Regions from separate parts of the Mus musculus genome. Here all the other regions are linked to region 1. A link is a loop called in an ENCODE intact Hi-C map of the cell type or tissue named here. Cell type or tissue: left cerebral cortex. All regions are shown on one strand.

What was found. Hi-C counts contacts between places; a loop is a spot of excess contacts. Peaks named below come from ENCODE experiments on the same cell type or tissue, not always from the same donor. Only the 100,000 strongest peaks of a DNase experiment are listed, where the experiment ranks them.
Region 2: a loop joins it to region 1, with 2.3 times the contacts of the local background. A loop is called at or near these places in 3 of 42 quality-filtered maps.
Region 3: a loop joins it to region 1, with 2.0 times the contacts of the local background. A loop is called at or near these places in 2 of 42 quality-filtered maps.
Region 4: it touches region 1 in a loop (3-fold over the local background); 4 of 42 quality-filtered maps call a loop at or near these places.

What each region holds. Positions count from the first base shown.
Region 1 is chr14:74,198,627-74,206,626 of GRCm38, forward strand. No RefSeq gene overlaps it. Among named protein-coding and RNA genes, the nearest start is that of 4933402J15Rik, 150 kb to the right of the region's middle. In left cerebral cortex, a CTCF peak has its summit at 3,673; DNase peaks (open chromatin) are centred at 3,287, 6,275, 6,621 and 7,275; H3K27ac peaks cover 1,857 bases.
Region 2 is chr14:74,246,730-74,254,729 of GRCm38, forward strand. No RefSeq gene overlaps it. Among named protein-coding and RNA genes, the nearest start is that of 4933402J15Rik, 100 kb to the right of the region's middle. In left cerebral cortex, no CTCF peak of the experiment used is centred here; DNase peaks (open chromatin) are centred at 4,594 and 6,283; H3K27ac peaks cover 918 bases.
Region 3 is chr14:74,290,680-74,298,679 of GRCm38, forward strand. It overlaps the pseudogene Gm6986. Among named protein-coding and RNA genes, the nearest start is that of 4933402J15Rik, 61 kb to the right of the region's middle. In left cerebral cortex, no CTCF peak of the experiment used is centred here; DNase peaks (open chromatin) are centred at 3,047 and 4,051.
Region 4 is chr14:74,113,264-74,121,263 of GRCm38, forward strand. No RefSeq gene overlaps it. Among named protein-coding and RNA genes, the nearest start is that of Gm35517, 100 kb to the left of the region's middle. In left cerebral cortex, no CTCF peak of the experiment used is centred here; DNase peaks (open chromatin) are centred at 126, 481 and 4,632; H3K27ac peaks cover 575 bases.

The sequences.
Region 1 (8,000 bases):
AGAAAATTTTAAAAAATCTTGGAACAGGAAAAAGAATCATAATATACTAAAAGTAATGGGATATAATGTTGACAGCACTACTAGGAAAGTTTATGGCCTTAGATGGCTGTTTCAAAAATTGGTAAAAAATGATAAAGCTAATGTTTTGCAGAAATCTGAACAAACAAAACCCTAAAGAAGTAGATAGGGAGAAATAAGTATGATCAGGATGGAAATAAGTGAAATACAAAATTTTAAGTTTTTAAAGAAGTTTTTATGTGTATGAGTAATTTTCTGCATATACATACACACACACACACACACACACACACACACACACACACACACACACACACACATATGTGTGTACAATGTCCCTACCTGTTGAGTCTAAAAGAAGGCATTGGATCCTCTGGATCTAGGACTACAAATGGTTGTCATTACGGGTGCTGGGAATTGAACCTAGGTCCTCTGGAAGAATAGCAAGCTTCTTAACTATGAAGGCATGTCTTTAGCCCCCAAAATAAAAAAATAATAATAAATAATAAAAAAGTTAAAAAATTACAAAGAATCAATGAAATCAAGAATTGGTTCTTTGAAAGTGTAAGATTGACAAATCCTTAGCACTGTGATGGTTTGTATATGCTTGGGCCAGGGAGTAGCATTGTTAGGAAATGTGGCCTTGTTGGAGTAGGTGTGTCAATGTGGGTGTGGGCTTTAAAATTCTAGTCCTAGCTGCCAGAAAGTGAATATTCTGGTAGCAGCCTTCAGGTGAAGATGTAGAACTCTCAGCTCCTCCTGCACCCATGCCTGCCTGAATGCTGCCATGATTCTGCCTTGAGGATAATGGACTGAACCTCTGAACCTGTAAACCTCAATTAAATGTTGTCATTTGTAAGACTTGCCTTGGTCATGGTATCTGTACACAGAAGTAAAACCCTAACTAATACAGCCACATTAACTGATTTTTTAAACGTATTAAAATAGAAGCATTTTTACAGATAAGAGTGAAATTCAGAAAATGGTAAAGACATGCTTTGAAAACCCACATCCAGCTACATTAGAAAGTCTAAAATAATCATGAATTTCTAAATATATATGAACAACTAAAATTAAAACAGGATGAATAGATAGTTTAAACACATCTATAAAATGACATTGGAGATATAATTTTTTTTTTAAAAATCTCCCAGTTAAAAAGAGCAGAAATTGGTGGATTCACTGCAAAATTCTATCACACATTCAAAGAAGAATCAACTAATACTAATCAAATTATGACATAAGATTTAAAAAAAAACACAAAAAAACAAAAAAGCAGATTTCTCCCAAACTTTCTTTGCGAACTAATAGTACCCAGACAGAACATAAATAAACACACATGTGTATATGCAAGTACACACATATGGGCACACACACAGAACTGAGAAAAACAAAACAAACCAGGAAAAGGTTTTCCTGGTGAGCATAGATGCGGTGATTCTCAATAAAACGCAAACTGAATCCAAGATCACATGAAAAAGATCATCATGACCAAATTTATTTCATTATAGAAATATAAATATGAGTCTACATAGATAAATATGTAAATAATTGTAATCTATCACACAAATGTACTAAAAATCAGAACTCATATGATTCTTTCAATAGATTCAGAAAATGTACTTGACAAATTCAACACTCTTTCATGATAAAAGACTTGGAGAGGCTAGGGACAGAGGAAACATACCACAACCATACTAATAAAGGCTATGATAAACCTACAATCAACATCATATTAAATGGGGCAAAAATAAGGTATTTTAGCAAATTGAAGGGTAAAATATGGGTGTCTACTCTTTCAATTTTTATTTAATATAGTGAATGAAGCCTTAGCTAGAGTGAAAGCAAAACAAGAAGATAAAGAGGATACAAATAGAAAAGGAAGGCATCAAAATATCCTTATTTACCAATGAAAAGATTCTGTACATAAGAGATCCTAAAGATTTTCCTAAATATCTCTTAATTTATAATAATTTTCAGTAGTGTCATGATGAAACATTAACACACACACACACACGCACACACACACACACACACAAACCAGCCATCCTCTATACCAGTGAAATGCATATGAGAAATAAAATCAGGGGATCAATCCCATTTACAATAAGTCTTAAAGATGAAATACTTAGGAATAAACCTAGGCAAGGAAATGAAAGATTTCTATAGTAAAAGATTAAAGTCTCTGAAAAAACTGAGGGAGACCCTGGAAGATGGGAAGTCTGTCCACATTCATGGGCTGGAAAAGTTGATATTGTGAAAATGACCACCCTAACCAAAAGCAATTTGCAGATTCAGTCCAATCACAATAAAAATTCTACGAACATTTCTTCAAAGCAACAGAAGAAAAGCTTAAAATTTGTATGGGGGTTATGAGGCCTCAACCCTACACAAAGAGCTACAGGCATAAGGAACACTGAGAACAGGAGAAATACGTCTTCTTCAGGGAAAATGCAACAATTGGTTATCCAATACCAAGAGTTAAGCCCTGACAACATACATGCAAGTAACATTATACAGACTGAGTAGATTATATTTAAAAATGTGTATGTGTGTGCCACTCCTGATTTCAAGTTATAATAGGCATGCTCTAAAAAACAGCATCTAGGAGATACAGATTAAGATTACCTTCAAATGTATCTCACTGCAGTCAGAATGGTCATCATCAAAAATACAAATAGTAATATAAATACTGACATGGTTGAAAGGATAAACTAGTGCATGAATGATGGAAGTCAATCTTAGGATCCTCTTAAACACTAGAAATAGAACTACAATATGACTTAGCTATAACTCTGTTGGCCATATAGTCAAATGAATCTACATCTTACTAAAGAGATACTTGCACACCCATATTTATTGATGTTCTATTCGCAATAACTGGGAAACAGAATCAGTGTAGATTTCCATCAGCAGGTGAAAACAAAAATATTGAAGATATCTACAATAGAACTTTAGTCAATAGAAAGGGGAAATGATATTTGCAGGTAAATTAATGAAATTGGGGGAAATTATACTGAGTCACCTGGGCTAAAAAGAAAAAATGCCATGTGATCTTTTTTATGTGCAGATCCTGGCTTTGTCTCTTAGGCTTTTATGACAAAGGACCCATAGAAGCCATGAAACTAGAAAGGGGTCACTCTGACAGGATGTTTAAGTATTATGGGATAGAAGAACATAGGTGACATAAAGTCTGAAGGAGGAACATGTGGGAGAAAGGACTATACTGGGAAGGGGTTACAGGCAGGAGGAGGATGACAGAGCAGGTGGTGGGGCGGGTTAGCAAAAACAGAAGCAGGGATGTTAGACAGCCATATGGAAACCTGCCTTCTAACCCAGTTAAAGACATTTAAAAATAAGAGTTTAGAGGAACGTACCAGTATAACTAGAATATATTGCTCCTACAAGCATCAAGATGCTAAAAAAAAAGAATCCTTGTGCCACAATTGAACTCACAGAGACTATGGTGCATACAGGTTCAAGCCAGACAGGGTCCCAGTGCTGAAAGAGGGAAGGTGGACAGGGGCTCCATCCCTACCAAGAAACTATCTGCCACTCACAAAGGAAAACTTAATTTTCCATAATAGAGGCTTAACTATTATATAAACCATACTTAAGGGTATTCCCGTATGCCTACCAGTAGATGGCCATTTCAACACAAAATGAACTAATGGTATTTCTGAAGACTTTTTGTCTCATTTTTTTTCTGTCTTATTGTATTTTTTACAGCTTTTCCTCCTCCTCTTTGTCCTTCTTTAAATTGTTCCATTTCTTTTTCTCTTTCTTGTTTTCGTTTCTAAAGAGAAAGAAAGGAAGTTGGGTGTTGGGTAGGCTGGCAGGTGGGGAAGGTCTATCAGGATTTTGGAGATGAGAAACTGTGATTAGAATATTGTATAAATTTTTTAAAAGAAAGAAATAAAAAAGTAAACCCAGCTAAAGAGATGGAAAATCATCTTTTTTAATTTGCTAATTAGGAATATCCCTATGTCTATCTTACTCCTGTTTGGAAAAAGATATTAAATCTGTGTGGGTATCAATTCCCCATCTATAATATGGGGTGACAGTGATGAAAATGGTGATAACTGTCCTGAATCGCTTAGGGTATTGTTTCAAAGATAAAGTGAAATAAAGTGTGTAAGTGAGTGTAAAAAGAGAAAAAGAAAGAAAGGAAGGGAGAAAGGAAGGAAGGGAAGAAAGAAAGAAAGAAAGAAAGAAAGAAAGAAAGAAAGAAAGAAAGGAAGGAAGGAAGGAAGGAAGGAAGAAAGAAAGGAAGGAAGGATTGAAAGAAAGAAAAAAGAAAGAAGGAAAGCTCAGATGCCAGGTATGAAATAACTCCCTAAGGGTATTGGAGGCTCCACACACCCTCAAAAACAATACAGGCACTTGTCTCTTTGCTTGTTAGTCTACCATACCTAGAGGCTAAGACCTACTGCTGAGCATGACACATAACATGATTATAAAAGGGATCAAGAAGGAAAGAAGAATACTGAGGAGTCACAGTAGAACTTATCTGGAAAATTCTGTTGGTTATTTCTCAAAGTTCCAAAAGTTGCCACATAGGTGGTTGGGAAAATAAAGGCATCAACAGCTGTACCTAGTAGTGGATTATAATGAATTACATGAACTACCATAACAATTTGCCAGGCAAAGATATGTTCACATGGAAGATAATGGTATAATATAATGTAGGTAACCAGCCACTCTCTGGTTGTATTCACCAACCAGATCACACATTCAGATCACACAAATGATCTGGTGTCTAATGATATGAGCTGGGCTTTTTAAGGACATAAGACCTTATGGAAAAATACTCCCAATGATTATGAAATGTATATAATGTCAGTCTGCCTTTAAATTTTCTAATGGTTATACCTTTAGAAAATGGTACGCTAAACCCGAATCACAGAAAGTTCTGTTTCACAGTGAATGTCAGGGAATGTGGACACATAGCTGTCCTAGATGCTCAGAATTAAGTGACAGATGAGAATTCAGTCCTAAATCACCCCTCCAAGTCTCGGGGAACATTGTAGAAAAATGGTCAAAAAGAACTCAATAGCCAGAAGATAGAAAGATACAGAAATCCTAGCTTCTAGCCATGATACTATCAGTGTAACCAGGAACTCACAGCAACTCTATTTACATGCATTGAGCCTGTATAATGTAGGCCCCTCAATAGTTAACCATGGGTGGCAGAGGGCCATGGGACCCTGGCCTTTACTGCTGATAGACGCTCAGAGAAAGAAACTACTGTATTCAGTTTTACTTGGTTATACCGACTAGCCTCCAGTAGATAAATTCTAATCCTATGGTTACACAGAGTGCCCTCCTCAAACGTGAAGGGCCATGAAAGAGTAGGGCATGGATGGGGGAGGAAATTAGTAGGAAATGGGAGATAGAAAGAGAAGGAGGGAAAATAAGAAAGAATTAAGGCAAAAGCAATCGAAATGTGTTAAATATATATATGTGTACATACATATATATATACATATAGCACACACACACATATGTTTATGTGTTGGGGGGTGATGGTCAAAGATCAAGCTTAATTTTTAAAAGAATTGAAAACTAGGTAAAAAGACGGCAGAGCCGGACCAATACAGATGCAGATGTACACAGCCAAACATTGGACTGAGCGTAGGGACTCCGATGGAGAAGTTAGGGCAAGGAATGTAGGAGCTGAAGGGGATTTCAACCTCAAAGGAAGAATGATATCAACCAACCAGACCTCCCCAAACTCCCAGCAACTAAATCACCAACCAAAGAGTACACAGGGGGTGCCCATGGCTCCACCTGGATATGTAGCCGAGGATTGTCTTATCTGACATCACTAGAAGGAGAGCCCCTGGGTCCTGTGGAGACTTGATGACCCAAGATAAGGGAACACTATGCTGCTGAGGTAGGAGTTGGTGGGCAGGTGGGGGAACACTCTCATAGAGGCAGGGGGAGGGAGGAGAGGATAGAGGGCTTGTAGAAGGGAAACTGGGAAGGGGACTAACATTTGAAATGTAAATAAATAAAATAACCAATAAAAGACAAATAAATAAAAACAGGAGAACCGTCCAAAAAATTAAAATATCCCATGTTTTACCTGAAAGTTCCATGAACTCTAAGACAAGTTTAGTGTTTTTAGCCCTTTGCTTTAGGAGACCCTTGGCAGTGATAGGCTCAGTTCAGTTCCAAAGATCAGTATATCCTTTTGTTTCTGTGCTGAGTGGCAGGCCTCTGAAAGGCTGGGCTGAAGGTAAGCACATGACTATCAGAAGCAACACTGTAATGTTCTAACTATTTCTGGCTGAAGCAATGACCTGTAGCTCGACAAGGAGATGTCTGGAAGAATTACCCCTTCTGTCTATATATACTGATAATTTTGGTGTGTAATTTTTTCCCCCTAATTACTTTGCTGACTTAATAGGAGAATGTCAAGTTCATACTGAAGTCATTCCTGTCTGACATAACTGCACTTAAGAAGAAAAAAGAAATAGGCAGGGGAAAAATTTGCTCAGTGTTAGACTGAGGAGTCTGTATTAGGACCTGTTCCAAATTGACATACTGTACGTAGACTGACTGAGCTTAGTTGGTTAATTATATCTAGAAAGTCATTTTCCCTTCCAAATGTGCACACACCATTCATGGCTCATTATGTAATTCTAAATGCCTTACATTCCTATCTAGATCTAAATAAGCATGTCCATTTTTCACCTAAGAAAGCTACATCTCAGAGACAGATGTCAGGGTAGTACAGAAGTCAAGGTGGGTACCCAATTAACATTTCTCTGTTCCCGTGAGCATCTAATATTTCAGCATTCATTTTATGGTCTTTATATAAAGACAAAAAACTATTTCTATCACAAAAAGATTTGAAGATTAAATCTATATAAATTCCACATGCAGTACTCAAACTCTTACACATTGCAATCGGTAGTATGGCAAGTAACATCACGTGGTATAGCTATAGCTAACTAAAACAGGTCAATGCCCCTAAATTTAAGGGATCTTACTTGGTGATTTCCAAGTCTTTTGAATTATAAAACTTTTTTTTTTTTTTTGTAATTGAAGTAAGTTACTGGATACCCTGAAAATAGTGATTTATTTTTGGTTAGCTCTTCTTTTGTTTAAAAGTGACATATTCATATCCAAAAATAAGTATGTAAGGCATAGCTGTTAAGTTGATGTCATGACAGGATGGTGCTTTGTTTCCAAAAAGTTTTCAGATTTAAAGATGACTAGAATGCATGAATTTACACGTTAGTAATCACGGAAGCATCTGTATATATTTTTAAAAATGTGGCTGCATAGAAAGATAATTTAATCTGTCTAAAAAGGACCCTCTACATATATCACATGCATATTCTTGCTTGAACTGGTGTCCCACACCTGCTTCTACATCACACCAATAGCAACCAATATGAAACCATCGCCCAAATTTCTTCTATGCCCTCAAAAGGTACAAACCCACCTCCTTTTAGAGACAGTGTGTAGTAGTGTGGTTAAAAGTAGACTTTAAACCTTAGAAATGTTATTTAACACTCCTAAACCTTCATTGCTTCCTTTAATATAGAAATAATAATATAATTATTTACATTATAGAGTTGTTTTGGAAGCTAAATAAACAAGTGCTTAACCCTTAAAAATATGATCATCATGCATTGCTACTAGCAATATACTGGCCTTTTGTCACAATGGATACTGCTCCTTTGTGTCCATTTTGAGTCCAGCTCTGGTCACAGGGCCCAGCTTACCAGTTGGACATGCATGAGACTGTGTCAAGATGATGCTGAGCTGATTGCTTCCGTTTGAAAAACATTCTACATGCTGTTTCTTTCTGAGCTTTACAGGTAATTAGGACTATTATTTGCCAAGCTATGATCTCATCCCTGTTTAATACTCTTTTGATCAGGATTATGCCTAGACGTCATGCTTATGAAGTAGTTTTGGACATTCAGTGTGGATGATCACTAAAGGAACTCCACAGGTTTTTTTTT
Region 2 (8,000 bases), 48 kb after region 1:
GTGTTGCCACCCTGGGACTATATGTAGGTGCTGAGAATTGAAGTCTAATCCTCATGTTTGTATGACCAGTATATTAATAGTTGAGCTATCTCTCCAGCCCTAGTAGAGGATGATAATGACCAAAGGTTCAGTGTTTTGTGAGATCTGTTCTCATTTATTTTGAGTAAATACTTGAGAGTATAATTGTTGGGTGACATAATAAGTCTTTATTTAAATTTGTAAGAAACTGCCTAATTTCTTTTGCATAGTTGTTGAATCATTCTTCACTCTTATCAAAAATGTGTAAGGTTTGAGCTGTTTATATTCTTGGCAGTACTTTATAACATCACTTTTATGTTTTAAGTAAATAAATTCTAATGGGTGTGCAGATACATATCATTATGGTTTTCAACTGCATTTAGCTAGGAATTATATAGAATATTCCTATGTTTTTATCTACTCATCTATTTTTCATATACTATATGTAAAGATCTTTTATTCATTTTAAATTGGGTTGATTATTTTCTTGTTTCATTTTAGAACTATAGCTATACTCTGGATGGAAGTTTTTTTTTCAGACACATGATTTTCAAGTATTCTCCCCTGGTCCCTTTTTTTTTTTTTTTTTTATTCTTTGTGTCTTTTATAGAATACAAGTTCAACTTTTTATAAAGCCACCATATAGATGTTTTCTTTCATAGGTATTTCTTTCAATTTCACACCTAAAACAAAACCCTTAAAAAACAATCAAATTTGTTAAAGATGAAAAATGTTAATGAAAGTGAAGACATGACTACTGATGTCACAGAAATATAAAAAGGTTATAAAGGGCTGCTAGAAATGACTATATTAATGAATCAGGTAGCCTAGAAAAAAGAAAATTTCTATGAATACAAGTGATTATTTAAAACTCTCAAAAATTACAATGTACTTCTTTAATAAGCAATTTCAGCAATGCCAGTATATGAGGTTAATATAAAAAGGCAAGAATGTCTTATACATAAGCAATGAACCATAAATGCTTTCATTCTCTGTATGTTTGTTGTATAAAAAAAGCTTCTCATTTTTGCATGTTAACTTTGTGCCCTGCTAGTTTGCTTGTGTATTGAATCATACGATCCACAGATAAGGGTACGGTTACTCCTTCCTCTTTGCATCCTCTTTATCTGCTTCCCTTGTCTTACGCTGTATTGACCAGGACTGGATAGATGAATATCCTTGCTTTGTGCTTTGTTCTTGATTTTAGTGGAAATGCTCTGAGCTTCTCTTCATTTAACACAATACTGGATATTGGCTGTGGGCTTATTATATACTGCCTAGTGTTAAGGTAGGGCACCTGGATACATAGACTCTCCAAGAGTGTTAAAATGAGTAGATATTGAATTTTGATAAAAACTTTCTCTACATCTATGAGATGGTATTATGGTTTCTGTTTTTTAATTCATTTACATGGTTGATTTATATATTTTGAGCCATCCCTGCCTCTGTAGGATGAAGTCTACTTGATTATGGTAGATATTTTTTTTTGATGTGCTCCTGAGTTCAGTTTCCAAGTATTTTGCACCAAACATGTATATCTGCTTTCCTCACTGATACATGAGAGAGAGAGAGAGAGAGAGAGAGAGAGAGAGAGAGAGAGAGAGAGAGAGAGAGTAATTACCTATGAAGTACATGCTTGAATACTGTGCAGTGGAGTGGAGGGGTTTGTTTTTCTGGTTTAAGTAACTTTTCAGTTGTACATTGAATAGCCTTAGCTGCATGAGTGCACGCCTGCTAGAGCTTTATTTCCTCCAGACCATGTCCATCTAGAAACAAAGTAACAGCTTGGATGTTCTTTGCTCTCAACCTATCTGGCTTTTTCTCTGAATCATCTAAGGTCCAGGTAATAGGGGTAGTAGCTGCCTGATTTTGGAAACACACAATGCAGCTTGCCCATTCTGGCAACATCATCCCTAAATATCAAGTTTTCCTCTCAGATAAAGGCTTTCTGTTTCTCTTTGATGGATCTTTCAAACTATGCTTTACTGAACTATTTTTTTTTTCTTTTTTCTTTTTTTCTCTTTTTCTTTTTTCTTTTTTTCTTTTTTCTTTATTTCTTTTTTTTTCCTTTTTTTTTCTTTTTTTCTTTTTTTTTTTTTTTCTTTTTTTGAGACAGGGTTTCTCTGTGTAGCCCTGGCTATCCTGGAACTCACTTTGTAGACCAGGCTGGCCTCGAACTCAGAAACCTGCCTGCCTCTGCCTCCCGAGTGCTGGGATTAAAGGTGTACACCACCACGCCTGGCTTTCCTGAACTCTTAACAGTGTTTTGCTAGAGCTGTTTGGTCATATGATGGAAGGCGTAAGGAATGAGAAAATGCCCTCTTCTGCTGCAATGGGCTTGGTTCTCTCTCTCTCTCTCTCTCTCTCTCTCTCTCTCTCTCTCTCTCTCTGTGTGTGTGTGTGTGTATATGACGTTCCATTTTCTATTAGAAATAGGTTAAAGATAGAACATTCAATATATTTTATAATACACTCCTGAAATAAGCAACCTAAATATTTGTGTTATATAAATACTTTCTAATGCATCTATTACTCAGACTTACATGAGATTCTTCAACACAGATACACACATACATATTTCAGGATACCAGATGTCTGAACTGGAAAGCCTATTCAAATTGCCCAGACTTTGCATGTAGCACTTGCCTTCAAGGGTAATATAAAGCCAGGGAATTTCAAGTTGTATATTATAATCATCTGCTTAAATATTTAAGTGATCATTTATTCATGAGGCCTTCCCTCTTTCCTTCCCAAGATAGTTGGCATGATGGAACAGCAATTACAAGGCGCTCATAATCATAATCACGGCAATTATTATGCTTTCTGGCAGTTCTGCCGTAGTCTTACATCGTAAGCCTCCAGAGATCAAGTTCTGCCTGGGGAACAAAGAATGTCCATCCTCAGCAGGGCTTCCAGCCTGTACTCTTGCCCAGGTCAATTGGAGAGCTTCAATACTGCCTCAGCCACACCCAGGACATATCCCCAGTGGCTAAGTGTCACTCAGTAAATGAGACTGTTGCATACTTAGCCACACTTTGCTGCTCCCGAGAGTTCTTCATCCTTTGATATCTGCAGGGTGAAGTGTAGCTGATTTAAGATTCTACAAAGCTTTCTGCCTCAGATGCCCTGCAACGGGGATCGGCTGTGAATGCAGAAATGAGTAGGGTATGGAAGATGGCTCTTTAGAAAATGTAAAGGAGCCAATTTCTAAAGAGAGTTTAGTGTTCACTCAGAAATACCAAAGCTGTTTATCTGCACCTATATACATTCTTCTCACCCCCCTCGTGCATCCCTGTGTTTAGAGCTATCAATATCACAGAGAATGTAGGGCCCCATGCTATGAAACTGAGTTCCATGGCTGTCTGAACTGAAGTTCCAGCATTAGAACCATTGCTGCTAGGAAATGTCACCTTGTCCTTACAGCTTGAGTCATGGGGTTTCAAATAACCAACTATCTCATCCGTCAGCAACTGTCCCAGTTTGAGCCAAGTTAGTTTCACAGCTTAGGAAATCCCAGGGCTGTGGCACACTAGGACAGCCAGTGTTCAAGGTCAGTATTTACATTAATCATTGAGTTGCCTGCTGATTGTTGTCATTGAGTGTGAATACCTTGAAGGTTGAAATTGTGTAAACTCAAAAAAAAAATGAGTTGCTGAAAAAAAATGAGAGTTTGAGTAAGTGAGTGAATAAACAGACCAAGATAATAAATAAATAGGGTTAATTAGTTTTCTAAAGCTATGATTTTAAAAGGTTAATTCATTTTTTTTTCTGTGAGGGAGAAGCAAGAGCCTTGTTCTTAAGTTTACTTAAATTAATTCCTCAGACCTAAAACAATAACCAGATTGAATGCTTGAAGATCAGACTGGAGGATGGTACTGGGATCACTACTGAAAAGTGAAAACTCCTACGGGAAAAAGATGTTGGAAGAGGTCAAGCAACCAGAGATGAATACAGAACGTTCCTTCCCCCTAAGCCAGAAGGATCAATGTTGTAGTTTCAGTCTATCATTTCAAGCCTGGGTCATGGAGACTCTGCCCTCACAAATGGATTAATGCTACCATGTCTCTCACCCTTACCTTGTCTTCCACCATGAGATATGAGAAGACACTCCTGACATACACTACATCACAGCTCCTGAATCTTGGATTTCCAAGTCTTTGGAACTGTGAGAAAGTGCATTTCAAATCATTTTAAATTATCTAGTCTGTGATAACTGTATTACTACAAGAGATCAGAATGCTGTTCCTGTAGAGCCCACCCACCCTCCTTTATTGCAGATTAGCCCACTGCATCATCAGAGAACTCTGATTAGTTAACCAGTGAATGCAAGAGGAAAATAAAGAGCATCTGGCATACTGTAGGAGGTATGGAGATCTGTTTAGTATAAGAGTCTTGACGACTAATGGCCTGAGTTTGAAATCTAGCACTTTCTCTGTGTCCAACTCTGTGTCATCGGGCAGGTTACAGAGTATCACTAATCCTCCACTGTCTCACCTATGGAATAACTGTCACATCATCTAGGTGACATCATTCTTTCAAGATAAATGAGATGCAGTATTTGGCTCAGCATGTGACTCATGCACAGTTCTTCATAAACAGTGGCTGCTGGCATTGCTTTGATTATTGCCAGAATAGAGTCTTTGGCATGCAAGAGCCATGCTGACATCTCATTGAAGAGTTTGATGCAAATGTAAATACTTTAACAAGCACCTAAATGCTACCGGCAATTTAGAAGACACAAAGAGATCTTATTCTGACCTAGGAAAATGTTTCGGCTAATTCAGACATTGGAACATTCAGATCATAAAACTAGGAATCAGCAAGGACTGGTGATGTAGAGATAATAAGTATGTTTCTGACTTTGTGAACTTGTAATTCCTTTAGTGTAGGGACATCTTAGACCTTCTTATACTCAACTCATTAGTGTGTGTGTGTGTGTGTGTGTGTGTGTGTGTGTGTAGAGGTACATCACAGAAAATTGAAATACAGCCATTAAAATATATCAGTGACCATAAATATTTTTTACTATTGGGTAAAGATCAAAGGAGGTTTGAGTGTGTCAACCCAAGTTCACATGCTGAGAACCAGGGCCTGAGGGAAGGTGTTTGATCCTGACTATCCAAGTTTCATTTTTTTATTGTCAGAATCTAGCATTATATAAACAGAGAGAATGTCTTTAAATTGTCCATATACATTTAATAATAAAGATAATCATATGAGAAACTCTGGAAATTATAATATACTACACTAAACAATTAGGCCTCTATTAGTTATAAATCTTCAGATTTTATAAGACCATATTTAATTGGAAAAAAAAACCACAAAATTTTATTAGGTTTACAAAGGCTTATCACTGACACTGAAATTATCCCAAGGACTATAGAGGGGTTCCTTTTAAATGAGGGTCACTTAAGAGATTCTTTTGCCAGGCCCAATAGTGCTCCCAGAGCATGCCCTCATACAATCTAGAAACCTGAAGCCCTTTTAGCAGCTAAAGTCTGGGTTGAAACTAGATTCAGCAGTTCTGCGTCTCCAGCAGTTCAGTTCCTTTGCCCTTGGGAAGCCTAGAGCAACAGCATACTAAATGACTGCTATGTTTAACATCCTTCAACTTCTATCAGTAAAACCAAGCGATATTTCCGGAGTTTGTTGAGACGAGTATGTGAGAATAGCTTAGATGGTCTCAGGCTCCCAGTCCTTCTGCCTCCCCCTTTTAAGTACTAAGATTATTGATGTGTACCCCAACTCCTACTCTTACTTTGATCCCTCAAAATATCTGCATTTCAGGGTATTAATGTTTTCTCTAGGCACAACCAGTTATTTTTCTAGAATTTTGGTAGAAAAGCTTTGGCATTATATTTAAACAAACACACATGTGCATTGTCATTTTCTTATAATAAATCTGGAAGCTAAAAATACATGGACCTCTTTTAGGCTATACCCAGCGCCCTAGTGTTCTGTGTTTACACTTCTCTTCTGCAACGTGGGTGGGATGTTTTGAGTACTCAATGTGATGACATTTTCCAATCGGCCAAACACACATACAAGTTCCATGACTTTGTGTTCTGAATTTGCACACATTTCTCTTGCCCTGCCAGCACATGGTCACACACAAAAGCAAACTCTAGCTATAACAAATGCAGGGCTCGCCCTCCCTTTCTCTCCACCCCCAGGTTCCAGACGTTTGCATTTCCTTCAGAGGGAATAAGATTGGGTCCTTATGCTTTTTCTTTTCCCTAGAGGCCCTGGAGCCTCCCGCAGTTATACAGAACAGCTGGTGATACTCTTAAGATTTTCTACAAGGCAAAATGCAGATGGTGATAACCAACCACACATTGTCATTTTTTCCCCAGACACTACCCTCCAGAGATAAAATTGGCACCAGTGAAATGAGCACATTTTCATGCCAGTAAAGAAGAGCCTGCTAAAAGGCATGGTGTTCTCTGAACTCTTTCTGTCTACCAAACTCACCCCCCAACATTGACACAGGTGACTAAGGCTTAAGGCCAAGTCTCAGAAATTTTTGATTACTAGGATGGAAAAAGACTTTTCTGGGTATTCAAGGTGACTGTAGCTCAGTAGAGGACACTGTTGAGACCACAAACTCTCAGAAAGCCCAGACATCTATCACTATGGTCCATACCAGGGAAGTATTAAGATTGAATTGAGCATCATAAGGGTGAAGACCCAATAAGTGAAAGGCTGGTGGACATTCTAGGAAGAGAGGTGGGACCTCAGGAAAGATACAATAGACATTTGTCACAATATGGTGTTCAGGGTTCCAGCACTCTCACCTGACTTATGTAACTCTATTAGCTTCTTCAGTTCCTCCATATACAAATTGGCATAACATTCATCTCAGAGGTGTTATGAGACCTAAACCATATTGTGTGGAAAATGTACAGCAAGTGCTACAGTGGTTTCTCACAAGTGGACTCCTGAAGAGAAGCTGAGCAACCCTGCCTTCCCTGAGTTACAGTGCTCAGGTTGAACGAAAGGAATGACATGGAAACAGGACTCTTCTCTGCATGAGATAACAACTCAACTGAAGCAATGCACATTAGTGACCCATTTGCTTGCCTTGACCTCACCCACTAGAAAGCTCTATGGAATAGATAAACCTGCTATTATTGTAGCAGCTCAGCTTCAGGTTATATCTAGAAAACAGTCAAGAATTGGTACAAAATATACTCCAGTGGGGTAAGATTATTTTCCAGTTGCTAATGAAAGAGCAATGTGCCAAAAACATAGTCTGAAAGATTAAGTGTGAGTTTACTTACCATAAGGAAGGTAAAACCATCCTTCTAAGGTCAAGGGAAAGTCAGAGTCCCTAACTTAAGAATCATTGGCCTCTTATATCTTACCTTGCAAACCTGAATAACAAATTTCAGGAGAACTGTAAGGATATGCAAGGATCCACCCAAAGAGATTTAACCCTTTTGGTTAAATCCTGACTGCTAGGGATTCAAGGAGTAGGTGTGAATCAGCATCCACACTGTGAATCTTCCACCCTAACACTCCCAAAATATTGCTGACAACAAGTCATTCCTGAGATCCTCTGTTCTCTGACCGTTGAATTGCTTTGTCTGGCATGCATTTTTTTCTTTGCTTCCCTTTATCTGTGTTTATATTCTTGCTCCCCCTAGATTAGTGGTTCTCAACCCCCCTGATGCTGTAACCCCTTAATGCAGTTCCTCATATTGTGCTGACCGCCAACCAAAAAATCATTTTGTTGCTACTTCATAACTGTAATTTTGCTATGGTTATGAACCCTAATGTAAATATCTGATATGCAGAATATCTGATATGTGACCCCCAAACTTGTCACAACTCACATGCTGAGAACTACTGCCCTACATTTATTACCATGGGCTCCTACTACCTGCATACATTTTTTGCTGCAACCACCTTAGTTTGACACTGCTAAAATGTTATGGCAACATTCTTCTATTCCTGTCACTAAAGTAAACACCTTTTTTCTC
Region 3 (8,000 bases), 92 kb after region 1:
TTCGATCTGATTTCATAAGCAAAGCAGAGGGACAAGCAGTAATCTTTAGCTGGCACCAATAACTACCATCAATGTAGACCCACGTGCAATGGAACATTCTCGATAAAAGGAAGTGAGTAAGCTTTACACAAAAATATGAGGTATAAGAGTAGATGATATTTCCCAAATGACTGAGAGTCTCCATGAATTTTAATAATAATATTCCTCTTTATAGGATTTTGTAACTATGAAATCGGAAGAATAATCTCATCGCTTATTCTGAAAACCCACCAGTTCTGTATTATTGAAGCCTTTTCACAAATGAGGTCACAGGTGCAGTTCTCATGATCATGTATCTTTTACATGTTTAAGTCATGACACATATAATGCAATCAGCATATTCACTACATATATATCACTGAAGAAATGAAGATGTTTCTGTATGGAATCATATGAATATCATCTCTGTGACACAGTTTCACAAATTAAAGGGTTATTTTAAATGCTAGTCTACCACCTTTATTTTAAAATATAGGAAACAAACCAGGAATTGAAATGAGTCCTACAAGGCAAGACAAATGAGAGCAGAATTCTCTACTGAAGCTCAGTGTCTCACTCTTAACCTATATAGGTTTCATTTTCCATGCCCCCTCCTATAGTCACTGCCATTTAAAAACCAAATAGAAGCACAATGCAGTCTGTGTTTTGGGAGTTGAAAGCCAGTGTGATTTGTATAGTGGGCAAGGCATGAAGGACTTTTAGAATGTTTTGACTTTTACTCAAAACTGATGACTTCTGAACTTCCTTTTCCTTGGTGTTATATTTCTAGAAACCCTGCCTTCTGAGTGACACTGCCGCTGGGATGCCATTGAGCCCAAAGAACTCTCTTTCCACCATAATTCTCTTCTCTTATTATCTGTTTACTCAACCACTAAAGACATATTGGAATATTCACTCAAAATCTGTTCTCAAAATCTGAAGCCATGAGGCCAAGAGTGAGTAGAAGTTCCAAGTGTAAAGTGATAACTGTATATTTTCTCTGATAGCAATAAGAGATATGTCCTTAATTGAAACATGTTCCATAACAGCAGCCATCTAGAGTCTAATGGTGACTCACTCTCTGCAACTATTTGAGCTGTGCTTAAGTACAGTATTTTTGTACAGCAAGGCCTGGCTACCACAGCAATTAATGCTCTCAGCTATAAGTGTTGGACCATACAACTAAATGTGCATCAATCTTAAAAAATTAGTTATATCCAGTTGAACACTCATACATGTAATATTTGCCATTTCTAGTAAGAATATATGCCCACCGTGGTTAGTAGCAAGCTCTTAACAGTTACTGAATAGAATCTGAGAGAGCTGCTCCATCAATTCCCACAGCAATTCCCAACAACATCACAAGACAGGAAAGCAACAGATCAGAAGTTAACTCAGCAGCTGGAAAATACTGTCAACAATGCAGTCTGTTCTATGTGTTTTGGTCTTCATGCTAGCTATTCATCTCAGGTGTGGCTCTTCATGGTGTCAAGGAGGCTGCTGCTGCCCAGTCAGCAAGTCCTGCACAAACCAAAACACAGCAAAGATCGTTGCCCATAGCAATGCCTGAGTTATTTCACTAAGGCAACCATCCTGCTCTCCCTTCTCTCTACCCTGGATGAAGACTGAGTGAAATTCTCTTTTTAGTTGCAAACTGGAAGAAACACATTACATATCCTTTCACATATGTGGAACAGATGTATGAGACACAAAAGCAGAAAGGAGACTATTCAGGGAGAGGCAAGGGACAAATGGGAAGGGGAAGGAGAAATGAGAAGGTGATGAAGGGGGGTGAATATTCTCAAATATAATGATTTAGGTATGAAATGTCATAAAAATTCATTGTTCATACACTTAAATAAGAAAGTTAATAAAAGAAAAACATTGTTAAAAGCATTTCTAAAATACGGATGTGAGCTAGATCTCATATAAATATATATATGATATATATATTTATCTTAGATATATAAATATATGATATTATCTCGTGTATGTGTGTGTGTGTGTGTGTGTGTGTGTGTATTTATGTATGTATGTATGAGAGAGGTGGGGGAGCAAGAGAGAGTATGGACCACATGCTCCATCTCTAGTCCTAACCCCTGTCAATCTATTAGGTATGTAATCTCAAACAGGTCACTTAACCTGTAGCTTCTTTATCTAGGAACAGAGGTAATTTTATAAAATACTCTCAAAGTTCCTTTCTTGCCAAAGGAATAAGAGGTCAAAATAATAAGGCTACCCTGGCTTATTATTATTAACATACCTGGTCTGAATTCTTTGCACACAAGTATACCCAATACAAAGAAGTCTACTAGCTCTTGCATATTTAGAACAGTTATATAAAACAAGGTGGGAAAGGAAGTTACCCGTGGCCAAACAACAACCACTTACATGATACTGTCATACATCTCCAAAGATAGGTCTGGGTCAGGCAAGCAGAAATTAAGAAAAGCAGAAGGAAAGGAAGAAAACCTAATCTTCCAGAGGTGAGCATGCTAGTACTAGAAAGAAGGACTCTTAGGAGATTCTTAGAAGCAGAAACATTTCCTCTTAGATGTAATTTAATTACTTCATTGCAATCTGATATCCAATTTGTTTATTTTCAAAGATACACATTCATAACTCGAAGTAAACGTTTCACCTTTGTTTATGTGAGTCTTGCATTCATGGAAGAGATGTGAGACTATGCGTGGTACAAGTAAAGCTGGAGGTTGATCGCAGAGAAATTGAATGTGGTCACCAGACAAGTCATGTAGCTGAGGACATGGTGGACAAATATGATCTCTACTGAATTCTTTCTACTAATAATCTGGGTTGGTTCCTGTGCCAGCCTTAATTAAGGGTCTTTATCACCATCTCCTACAACAATCCTGAGTTGCCACCTTTCCCTTCCTCCACCTCCTGCCCTGGCCTTACACACACACTAACAGGAGGATATTTATGTCCAGAAGCATCTTTACTGCTTTTCTAAATCAGTGCTGGGAATGAGAATCTTGCACATCTAAAATAGCGCGGAAAACTGTCACTTCTCCCTGACCTCCATGAGGCAGTACCCTGTCTCCCACATGCCTAGTTCTGCCCTGTGCTGCTCATAGCTATACCATGCTGCAAAGAAAGCTATCATGAAAATCTTCCAAATAACGACCCCTGAAAAAAACCAAACCCAGCCAAACCAAACACCAAAGAAATGCAACCAGTGTCTCCCATGATCTATCTAAGGGTAGCCCTGTTGAGTGCTTGCATTCTTCCTTCATCTCTTGAAAGACTAAAATAAGCAATCAGAACACTAAGAGCAGGGCTATTAATAAACTGAATAGACAAATTCAACTAGAAAAAGAAATTTCATTACTTTGGGGCAGGGGAATCCTTTAATTTACTTGTCTATATTTCTGTCTAGGAAAGTATTAAAAATAAAAGTGAATTCTCTTTTCTTATGGAGCACTTGCCAGTCACTGGGGACTCTTCTAACCTTCAGGCTTTCTAGCTCTCAGTGGCAAACCCTAGAGATGTAGATGAGGCTTCACATCATCTGTATTGCTTTCAGGTTTCCTGGGAATACTTGTGGCTGCTACATCTCTCTTGTGATAGTTCTGCAAGAGATGGGCACAAGGATTCCCAGCTACCCAAGATTTGACTACGCACCAGAGTACTTCAAACTGCAAATAGAGCCCTTTGATTTAAAAAGAACTCAGTAGACCTCACTTCCATTCTCAGGCCTCTTCTATGGTGGTTAAATAGAAATGTTTCAGAGGGATTCTTTCCTGTTAGTTTAACACCAAATCAATACAGTGCAATTCCGGGGCAGGCTTGCTTGTTCAACTTGTCTCCATGCTTCTAGAAACTCACTTTCTTGATTTAGGATGGGTAAATACACTTGAAGATGACGTGTGTCCTGGCAGTCCAATTAAAGTCACAGGGACAAAACAGAATCCACTGCAGAGTGGGTATCTTATTTTAGTGTCTGCCAACTACAAATAGCTCAGAAATGTTACCTCCCCAGTGGGGACATTTAATTTACAATATAACTTTCTATTTTTAATGACAGTGTTTGCACTGCTTTTATAATCCAAGCACCTAAGGAGATAAACCAGTGAGTCAGAAGTTTGGATCGAAGCCACAGACACGTATGAGTACCATTTGTTCTTTCTTTCTCTCAGTCTGCCTTAACTTTAAGGAGCTCAGTTCACTTGAGTTCCTCTAGTACTTCTGGTACCTACTCATCTTGAAACAGTATTATTCACCTCATCCTGCTTCAAAACTCTTCATCTCTGGTCTTAGAAGCCCAGAGGTCTCCCTGTGTTTATTCTTTGGGCTAACTACAGCATTGTGGTTACAGAGCTGAGACTTGTGAGCATGTGGGCTTGTGCCTTTAAATAGGCACACCCTCATTAAGCACGGGTTATATTTTATAGACAAAATGTTAGCATGAGGAAAATTATGTTATCTGCCTAAAGAGCTAGAAGATATATGCTCATATTTAAACCCCAAATACTCATAATTTTGAAAGTTATGCATTTAATCGTTCTGTGAACTGGTCCAAAAAGCCCCAGATAAAGAATAAGGTGTGTAAGTTGCAGGGTAGGTTAAGACAGGGCCAACACTATGGGATGGGCCTAGCTGTATGGTTGATATTATATGTGAACTTCACCTCTCAAAGTCACATGCATTGCTTTTAACTCTTTTTCCAATGAATTTTCACCAGGCCACTGACTTGGGCAAACTCCACTCAATTATTTCCTCAATGGAACGATTGTGGTTATATAGCACAAATTGTAAAGAGAGCCTCACATTGTATTTTAAAGGAATTCATTTCCAGTACAACGTGTCAACGTTTATTAAATTCCTGAGGGAGAATTATAATGGGAAAGGCAGAAGAGGAAGAAAATTCTGCGGAGCAGAGATGTCCAACCACTGGCCACTATCCTCGTGCAACTCCTCATTGCAATGAACATACCCCAGTGAAAAGCATAAACTCATTCAAACCATGAGTTTTTGTGAAGTTTTTTTTGTAATTATACTGTGTGGTCCTCATGCATGGGTTTTGTAGATGATATCTGAATGGCAAAAAGGTTGGATATGCCTAAGGATGAGAGACACTTTCATGTATAAAGTTACAACTTATATACAAAACATACTTATTTTGAGTTTCATGGAGTCAATATGCATGTTATTTGTGCAAAAAAAAATGATTTACCATACTCCTCCAGGTGCCCCAGAAATTACAGAATAAAGCTGCTTGGAATATTTAGAAAGCACTTAGGGCTAAATGTAAATAGTTGTCTGAGTGATTGCTTGGCCTATAAAATCTAACTGCTCAGAATTCTTGCCCACTAAATATTGGATATGTGAAGAAGAGATATTATGGCTCAGTGCCCCAGGCTCACAATATACTCCTCTTCCTCCTCCCCCTCCTCCTCCTTTCAATCCTCATCTTCCTCCTCCTCTTCCTCCTCCTCCTTCTCCTCTTCCTCCTCCCCCTCCTCCTCCTTCTCCTCTTCCTCCTCCTCTTCCTCCTTCCCCTCCTCCTTTTAATCCTCTTCCTTCTCCTCCTCTTCCTCCTCTCCCTCCTCCTCCTCCTTCTCCTCATGGCAACAGAGTAATTAGCAACATTTCTAATCAGCTGCAATTCAATAAGACTATTACTTATTGAGCAGTTGTACTCTTGTACAAGCCAAGAGTGTCAAAGTAGTGAGAAACAGATATGCAATCCATGCCCAGATTGTTATCATCAACTTAACAAACATATTGTTTTCATAGTTCCATGACTAAGGTTGAACTAAGGGGCTATTTCAAGCTAAGAAACTTAGAAATAACAGAAGCCATCAGTGAACTTATCATACTTCTTGCAAAGCACTAGAGGGGAGAGTATGGATTGGCATTGGCCTCCCAGACTATAAAGCAGTTCTTAGTTTTCATAAAATCCAGTTCTGCTCTAGCTCAAAGACATCATGACACCGACTAAAGACAGGATTCTATTGAAGTGTTTGGGCAGTAGAGTCAAATGTTAAGACCCTCTGAAGCAAAGGAAGACCATGTTCTCCTAACTGTCAGTACTGAACATCAGATTTTATCCCACCAGCTGAATGAGAACGGCCAATGCCAGAGGAATGAGGTAGGAAAGTTGCCTGGCATACCATCCTCATCCATATGAGTCTCTTGCTGTAGCAAAGGTGGCCCAAGCTGAGTCTTCCTTCTTGAAACAACAAAAGGAAAGGCCTTGGGGAAGAAAGGCTGATGATTCTGAATTAGCCTTAGAACGCATCATCAAGCATTAGTATCCCCTTCCCTACAGCCCTGTCAAGGATGGATGAGATATTGCCAGACAGTAGAGAAGGTGGCATTTCTTAACCTCCACTGCAAACAACGATTAGAACCAAAAGGTTATATGAGGTTTGGGGTCAGAAATTATTAGTCATCATTTCATCTATTCCAAGAAAGAGTAAAAAACATTCCCCTTGGTTGCTCCTCAGAGAAAATGAGCCAACGGGCATCTGAAACAGCCTCTGGCACAGCTGTGTTTCCTCTTGGCATCCTGTCCTCAAGAAAGCAGGTGATTCTGGCACTCGTGAGGCAGACAGGGACATGCAGGGTGCAACTCAGGTCACAGGTTTTATATGTACACTGCAGGAGCCAATCTCAAGGTAAGAATATGGATGAGAAATTGCTATACAACTGGCTTCAGAGATAATTTAAAGGTTTATTAGTCGAATATACCATTTTCTCTACCTGAAATTGAAGATGCTCAATTTCCTTCTACCTCTGCAGATAAAATGGAGAGCCCTGGCTCTCCTGAATCACACCATGTAGACCATGCTGATCTACTTGCCTCTGCCCCCTCAGTGTTGGGATTAAAGATCTGGATGTGGATAGTGAAGCTAAGAAACTACTGGGACTAGGACAGAAACATCTGGTGATGGGTGACATTCTAGCAACTGTTAATGCATTCCAGGAAGCAGTTAGTCTTTTAGGTAAAAAGTATGGAAAAACAGCTAATGAGTGTGGAGAAGCATTCTTTTATTTATGGGAAATCACTTCAGGAGTTGGCCAGAATGAAGACTGGAGTGTTGGGAAATGTCTTAGAAGGAGTGCATATAGAAGAGGAAGAAGGAGAAAAAAACAGAAGATGAATCTTTGGTCGAAAATAATAATAATGTAGATGAAACTGAAGGCTCAGAGGAAGAAGACAAAGAAAATGACAAGGCTGAAGAAACAACAAATAAACCAGTTCTTGAAAAAAAATTCTCCTCAAGAAAATGAAGAGGAAGAGATTGGGAATTTAGAACTTGCCTGGGATATGCTGGATTTAGCCAAGATCATTTTTAAGAGGCAAGAAACAAAAGAAGCCCAGTTTTATGCTGCACAAACCCATCTTAAACTTAGAGAAGTTAGTGTTGAATCTGAGAATTATATCCAAAGAGGAGGATAGTTTCAGGCTTGCTGAAGCCTAAAAGAACAATATTTGGAAGCTCACGATTGTCTCCTTGCAGAGACTCACTACCAGTTGGGTTTGGCCAATGGTTACAGCTCTCAGTGTAATGAGGCAGTAGCACAGTTTGGCAAATCTATTGAAGTCGTTGAGAAGAGGATTGCTGTACTACACGAGCAGATGAGGAGGCTAAAGGAACATTTACTGAATATGAGAAAGAAATTGAGGAGCTGAAAGAACTGCTACCTGAAATTCAAAGGAAGATAGAAGATGCAAAGGAATCTCAGTGGAGTAGGGATGGAGCTGAACTGGCCTACATCCTCAGGGAATGAAAACTACTCTGGTGGGGAGCTCTACTTCGGGTTTCACTCCTAGTGGAGCCTGTGCTTCAGTATCCATGATAGCCAGTAGAAAACCAACAGATGGCACTTCCTCATCAAACTGTGTGATTGATATTTCCCATCTTGTCAGAAAGAAGAGGAAACCAGGGGAAGAGAGTGCCCGACAAGATGATACAAAGAAAGCTAAACAAGAGCCAGAGGTGACTGGAGGCAGT
Region 4 (8,000 bases), 85 kb before region 1:
GCCCTTCCCCTTGTCTAGGGGGAGGTGGGTAAGGATGGCATTTGAAGAGCACTTGGCTCACTGAATGCCTTCTCCCTCAGCATCACTGTGAAGCAGTTTAATTATGCAAATGAGCACTCCTTAGCACAGGGGCTGGGGGAGGTGTGGCAGAGAGTGGAGCAGTGCAGGAAGGTGCGAGACAGGAATCAGGCCAAGAATATCCACACTTCTTATACTGAGAAAGTTCCCAGGGACTTTTTTTTTTTTTCCTTTCCCTCCAAGATGATAAATCATTTCAAAGCCTGCTCTTTTAACTTCCTTTACATTTTTTCCCATCTTACTTCCTGTTCTAAAAAGGATGGAGTCTTTTTTAAAATGCTAGGTTGGTTTTAGATTTTTGTCTCCTTTAGAGAAGCTCTTATGGTAAAGTAACAGCAATGTTTTTCACGTTGACGCTGAATTTCAGGGAATGAATCTTCCTTGATACTTCCTTAGATCAGTGGAATGAGTAATTCAGTGTGGGTGTTGGGGAACACATGGGGAACCTTCAGAGGGTGGCTTCTGGACTGGGGTTTCATTCATGGGGACTAGGTTTGGGCACAGTTACCCAGCCTGCATAGCTTTCTTGGAGAAATAGAGACCTATAGAATGAAACCTGAAGCGCAGGGATTGGTTGGCAGCTCACAGGAGGATCCAGCTGGGGCTTAGAGAATAATACAGTGTTTGATTTTTCATTTTAACCTTTATAGCTAAGTAATGAGACATTGTCCAAAATCCTTCTAGGATTTACTAGAGCCAAAATATAGTATGATAACCCCAGTTTTAATATACAGAGAAAGCTATGTAAGTTCTCAATATTGTTTCTTCATATATAATTTAGTATTTTTCAACTTGGCAGATGTTTATAGAGGATTGGCTTAGAAATAGACTAGACAATAGATGGGATACACTGATCTAAATACACAAGTCTGTATGGCAAGGCGGGAATGGGAGAGAGCTCAGGAGGCTAGCCACATAGAATGTTGAGTGTCAAAATGATAAAAGCGAGCTGTGGTCTACGGAGGGTTTGTGTTCCTGAAGGGTCGTTTGTGATTAAGTGGTTCTTTTGCAGGGTGTCAGGAAGTACTATAGCATCTTCCAGAGCTTGGGGTGAAGTGAGAGCCTTAGGTCCTCTTTGGTGGGAGGTATTTCTTAATTAGTCCCTTCAGTAATTCTTTGCAAGAAGATTGTTATAAAATGAGCAATCCTGGCCCAAACATCCTTCCTCTCTGCCCTGTTTGTGATGTGGACTGCTCACTCAGACATGCATTATACTGTGAAAAGCCATCATCTACCCCTTCTCTGGGTTCTGCCTCCCCAGCATGGGATTGGTTCTGGAGTATAACAGTGGATGAGAATAAGACAGTATGTGATAAAGGGAAGTCCTGAGAAGAATTCCTGGTATGACTTCTTGACTATGCCAGGGCCTAACAAACGCAGAAGTGGATGCTCACAGTCAGCTATTGGATGGATCACAGGGCTCCCAATGGAGAAGCTAGAGAAAGCACCCAAGGAGCTAAAGGGATATGCAACTCTATAGGTGGAACAACATTATGAACTAACCAGTACCCTGGAGCTCTTGACTCTAGCTGCATATGTATCAAAAGATGGCCTAGTGGGCCATCACTGGAAAGAGAGGCCCATTGGACAAGCAAACTTTATATGTCCCAGTACAGGGGAACGCCAGGGCCAAAAAGTGGGAATGGGTGGGTAGGGAAGTGGGGGGAAGGGTATGGGGGACTTTTGGGATAGCATTGGAAATGTAATTGAGGAAAATACGTAATAAAAAAATTAAAAATTAAAAAAAAGAAAATAGGTTGATGTGTATTGTATACAGGAGGCAAAGTTAAATATAACATATTTCTTAAAAATAGACAAAGTCGATAATTTTAAAAGCAGAGGGTGAATTATATTATTGGGCAAAAGGGAATTAGTTTAAAACCATTAAATAAAACCATTAGAGATGAGTGATTTCTAACATCAAATACAGAGTAACAATTGTTCCACCAATGACCCTTACGAACTGGAATTTGATGATGTTCTAGTCTAACCTGCAGTCTAGAATAGTGGCATGCTTTAATTAACTAGTCTAAGTGAACTCTGGTCACTGAAAACATCAAACATCTTGTTTTCAAGTGTATATGAAACATTTATAAAAATACAAATACCAGAAAATGAGGTCTATAAGTGACCAAGCAGTAAATACACAAATATTCATTTCCAGTCTCAATATAAGGAAGCAGAACTGAATTTGACAAAACTAAGAAAAATGTTAAAATTCACTTAAAAGCAATATATTTAAAGAACAACAACAACAAAAATCTAACCCAAGGGTATTCCTGGCTATCCATTACTATCACCTAGAGAAAGCTTTAAAATAATTGTGGTGGAAATTTTTATTTGTATCTAGATTCAAATTTACTGTGGTATAAAGTAATGTTTACATGTGGGTTCTCATTTTCCTGTCTCCCTCTTTCACTCCCTTTTCTTTCTCTCTCTCTCCCTCCCACTTCATCCCTGTATTCCCTCTTCCTTTTGCCCTATCTGCCACCTTTTGTATGTATGTAACTATCTACATATTTATGTACACACATGTATATGTATACATATGTATTGGTGTATATGTGTACTAATGCATGCTTTCACACATTGTTTGTTTTTAAATATCTTCCCTCCCCTCTTATTTTAGACCTAATAATGTCTCAGATTTCAAGATTACAAGTACACACACATACACACACACACACACGCACGCACACACACACACACACATACACAGAGAGAGAGAGAGAGAGAGAGAGAGAATTACTGACTTATATCTCAGATGAATTTTACATATAATCTGGGTGGGGAACCTTGTAAATAACATGAGAAAAATATGTCAAGCATATAAGTACATGAAATAAATCCTAGTAAAAAAAACAAGAAACAAAAAAACCAAACAAGCAAAATAATTTTACCATGTAGTAGTTCCTGAAACAACAGGTGGCCGTTCAACTCATTGTTTAGAGCTACTGTAAACTCAATTTAAAAACTGTTATTGACAGTGCACACACACAATAATTATAAACTTAGAACATAGATTGCATAGTAATATATAAATAGGGGTTATATTTTTAAATTTAAAAAAGTAATTCACAATCAAAAAGACTTCATTGTAGGAATTTCAAAACAATTCATCAGTGAATAAGCCTCTACCAATCCTTTACATTCATAGATGAAAATAATAACTGGATCTCTGTGAGGAAACTTAATAGAAATATCCTTCATGGCTCTGGTATTTGAAAACTTGGTCCGTAGTTGGTTTGCGGATGTTACAAAACCTTTAGGAGGTATAGCCTTGCTAGAGAAGTGTGTCACTGGGAGCAGGCTTAGAAGTAAGACCTTAACTCATTTCTAGTTGTCTCTTTCTGCTTTGTGTTTGTGTTTGAAAATGTGATGTGTCAGCTTTCTCTTGTAGCTGCTTGCTTCGATGCTTCCCCCACCATTATGGACTCTTCTTTTGAAAACATAAGCCCAAATAAACTCAATAAGATGCTTTGGGCATAGTGTTTTATCATAGTGACAGAGAAAATAAATACCTTCGTCTTAGAAGTTAGAAGTGTTGCTGTGTATGCCCCACTGCCTAGTTAGTGTCAAATTAGTGATAAGACAGCACTTTCTTTAAAATAGTTCTACATCCATGATCCTTCATCCCTTCTTCTCATGCCTTGCTAATATCATCTCAGACTTTAAAATTCAGTTCAGGCTGTGGTTTTGTTTTTTTAGAGATGTGGCTGAAATTTTACATTCTTGGGATGGAGTAGTTGCCCATCACTGTGTTTCTGGTTGCATATCTCCATCTGTGGCCATTGCAAACACTGAAATTATGATGTACAGTCAATGTGTGTGAAGCTAGATGCCCAAGAGATGAATGGCTATATACTTGTATCTGGTTTTTGCAATCTTTGCTTCTTGAGTCTTCCCATAGAAACTAGTTTGTCCTATCTATGATACAATGTTAACTAGAGCATTTTAAAGACTTTACTGGCCAATCACCAACTATAGCTTAATGTCTGTATTTCCCAGGTGGTGTGGTATAGTTTATTTTTGTTTGTGATAAATTGTCATTCTGCCTTTATGGAGAATTAGACTTCCTTGCTACCTACCCATTGTCATCAGGGCTGAAATGGTGACCTGCTTTGGGTTAATAAGCTAAGAATAGAGATGCTAGGTGCTACATGGAGTCAGTAGCTTTGTAGACTATATTGTCCTCCTTCTACTTTAACTGTCCTATAAGAATGACAATGCATTATAAGGGAAGTCCTATTCTCCCTGAATCCTGGTGTAATAAAGATGCCTGGAACAGAGGTATAGTGGGCCCAGGGTTGATACATGCCATAAGTAAAGGGTTTTTGTTATTTAAGCTAATGATACATGAAGCTTATTTGCTGCTTAGGACTGATCTTATGAATCATGAAACCCTCTAAATCTAGGCTCCCCTAATTATGCAGCCTTATTTCTTGCTATTTTACTTTTGTGTGTCTGCTTTGCCTTATACTCTCCCAAGCACAACACCTCCTCTAGCTGCCACCACATGCCTTTTTTTCCTACTTAACTCTGTGATGTTTCTCACCTCCATGACTTTGCATAGTCCACCCCCTCTTTCTAGAATATTCGTTCTCTTCTGGTGTCCTCCTACTCAACCCAACTGTTGGTTCCTACATGGAATCTTCCTTGGTCTTCTTGCTTTTCTCATTCCCAATCTGGAACACGACTAACTTGTTCTCTCCCCCTACAAACTACCTAATGATTGGTAATTCACTAAGAGTTTTTCTTTGTTTTTGTTTTCAATATCTTAATTATGGGAATTATGTCTAACTCATGTCTAGATATCAGGGGTTTGGAAAATACCTGACATAAAATGGGCCTCACTGAACTCTTTTCTTGTTGGCTTTTTTGGTTAAAATAAAAATTGGAATAGTTAAACAAGAAAAAAAAATGTGATCACATTACAATTAAGTAATCATTTGATAAGGACTATCAAGAGACCTGGATGTGCTTTGATAGAGAAAGCCTTAACTTCCAAGTGGAGTTTGTCTGAGCATTCTGCTTAAGTGAGTCCTCTTCCAGGTAGCTTCCTCTGATGCTCCTACTGGTTGAGAATACCCACTTTAAACTCTGTGGATTTCTAGGTATAGCATTCTCCATATGCTATATCATGACTTTAATGAGAGTATTGTCTTTTCCTGTATACTATAAACACAGAGAAGGAATGGCTCTTTATTTAAATCTTTTCATTTAAAAAATAGATGTCAAATAAATGCATGATGAATGAATAAGCAGGATAATATCGACAGAGAATATTAGACCATTTGGTGATATCTTAATGTCCCTTGGTGTTTGAATCCTGAATGGAGAGACATACAGACAATTACTAAGTGCTTCCCAAAAATAAATATCAATCTATCTAATCTTTAGGCTTAAACCACAGAACAACTTTTCTCTGAATTGCTTTCTGGTGTCCCACAGACTTCGGTGCTGTCCCACAGTGCTCTGTTTTATTTTTAATTCTGGAAAAATCTGAGAGTTCAAGATATGGCTTCATGCTGTAGACTCCTTCCTTCTCATCATATGATTTTGAAGAAAGTTAATCGGTCTCAGCTTCTAACACCACAGAAACAAAGTGTGGGCAACAATAGAAACCATGTTGTAGCATTTTAGAAAGGTTAGTGGGAAGATGTGTGTAAAACTCTTAGCTCATTGACCAGCACCTGGTAAATAAACCAAAACTAGTGTTATGATTATCTTCTTTTGTCAGTGATTGTAAGATAATTTCATTTTACAAGTTTTAGGAAAAAAATTGTACACAGACAGAAAAAGAAATAGTATCTTGTGGACAAGTACATGCTTAGAATGGTAGAATCCAGAACCAATATTCTATAGTTTAGTAAATGATTACTGAGAACTTAGTGAGTATGAGATACTGAGAAAGCAAATGTTCTGCAATCACTGCCCTCAAAGAAAATGAAGAAAGAGGGGGCACTTCTGTTTTTGTAATAGGAGGAGTGGGTGCTGATACAAAGGTGCAGTTGTAGGAACACAGAAGACTAGAGCCTAACACCTAGTGTCAGAGAAGGGCATTTCCATATATAATTTAGCATGCTGTAAAAGAGGTTGAAAGGCTTAACCCATTGAATTGAATAACAAATACCTTAGCTTTGCTCTGGGACAAAGTCAGTATGGAGAATTCACAGAGCATGGGAAGATGAAGGTTGGGACTGAGGAGGTGGCTTAGTGGCCAGTGTTTGCTACTCAAGCATGAAACTCTACATTTGGATTGTAGGCACTCAAGTAAAGGCTAGGCACGGTGACATAAGCCTATAAGCCCAGCACTGTGGAAGGTGGAGGCAGGTAGATTCTAAAGGATTGCTGACCACACAGCCTAGCTGAAATGGCACACTCCAGATTTCAGGAGCAACCCTGTTATGATTTTAATGTGAAATGTTCTCCCTTGGTTTGTAGGCTTCACCCCTCAGTTCAGAGCTGATAGAGTTGCTTGGAAAGCTTGTGAAACTTTTAGGAGGCATAGCCTCAGTGGAACAGGTGGGTCTCTGAAGCTTTGTAGTCTACTTCCTATTCAGTCTATTTCCTGATTCTAGATGTAATGTGACCAGCTGGCATCTTGCTCCTCCTACTATGTTTCCCTGCTCCAGTGCTGGGTTTTAACCACTATGATGCCCACTGGAACTTTGACACAAAATCAGCCACTTTTGCATTATGTTGCTTTCGTTGGGGCACTTCATCATATCAACGAGAAATGAACTGAGCCCCATCTTGTCTGAAGAGGTAAGGCTGAGAAGCAATTGGGAGAGAAACACTGGAAATTGACATGGTTGGAAAGCACAGAGATACCAGGATGCTTGTTCCTGCACATATCTATACATATGCATATGTGTGCATGAACATGCATACATGCACACACACACAGAGACACAGGAAAAGTAGGGAAGAGGACAAAGGCACAACTGAGCAAACTTGTTTATCTATGAGGATGCTGAGGTGTGGAAAGAGAATTACTGTGTTACAGGCTGTTCCAGAAGCGTGGAAGAAGAGATAAAACAGGGAAGGAAGTTGGTGGTCAATATTCTATTCAGACAAAGGAGTGGTCTGTCATATGCTTTACTAATAGGGGTCAAGTTCATGGTGAAGGAAATTGAAACTCGTAGATGAGGTCAAATTGTCCAAATAATGATGTCATGTATAAGATAAAAAGATGTAGTTGTAGATGTCCTAAAACACAGACCTTGTATTATTTGTGACTATTGTGAAAGGTGTTGTTTCCATAATTTCTTTCTCAGCCTGTTTATCCTTTGTGTAGAGAAAGGCCACTGATTTGCTTGAGTTAATTTTATATCCAGCTACTTCACTGAAGCTGTTTATCAGGTTTAGGAGTTCTCTGGTGGAATTTTTACGGTCACATATATACTATCATATCACCTGCAAATAGTGATATTTTGACTTCTTCCTTTCCAATTTGTATCCCATTGATCTCCTTTTGTTGTCAAATTGCTCTGGCTAGGACTTCTAGTACTATATTGCATAGGTAGGGAGAGAGTGGGCAGCCTTGCCTAGTCCCTGATTTTAGTGGGATTGCTTCCAGCTTCTCTCCATTTAGTGGGTTGGGGAGCAGGGTGGGGGGAGGGTATAGGGGGCTTTGGGGATAGCATTTGAAGTGTAAATAAAGAAAATATCTAATAAAAATGCCTTAAAAAAAGAAAAGAAAACAGAAAGTAGACAAAGGTAGTGGGGCTTTGGGTCATGTGTTCTTTCACTGAAAATACAATTTCAATAACATAAAATAAATAGGTTTTTTTTGGAAACAACAACAACACAGAGCTTGAAGAACTAGTTAAGTTGTGGTAGTGCTGAAACAGAATCATCTGGAATAAACACAGTGAATAATGATAGTTTGGGACATATTGAATTTGTGATTGTCATTT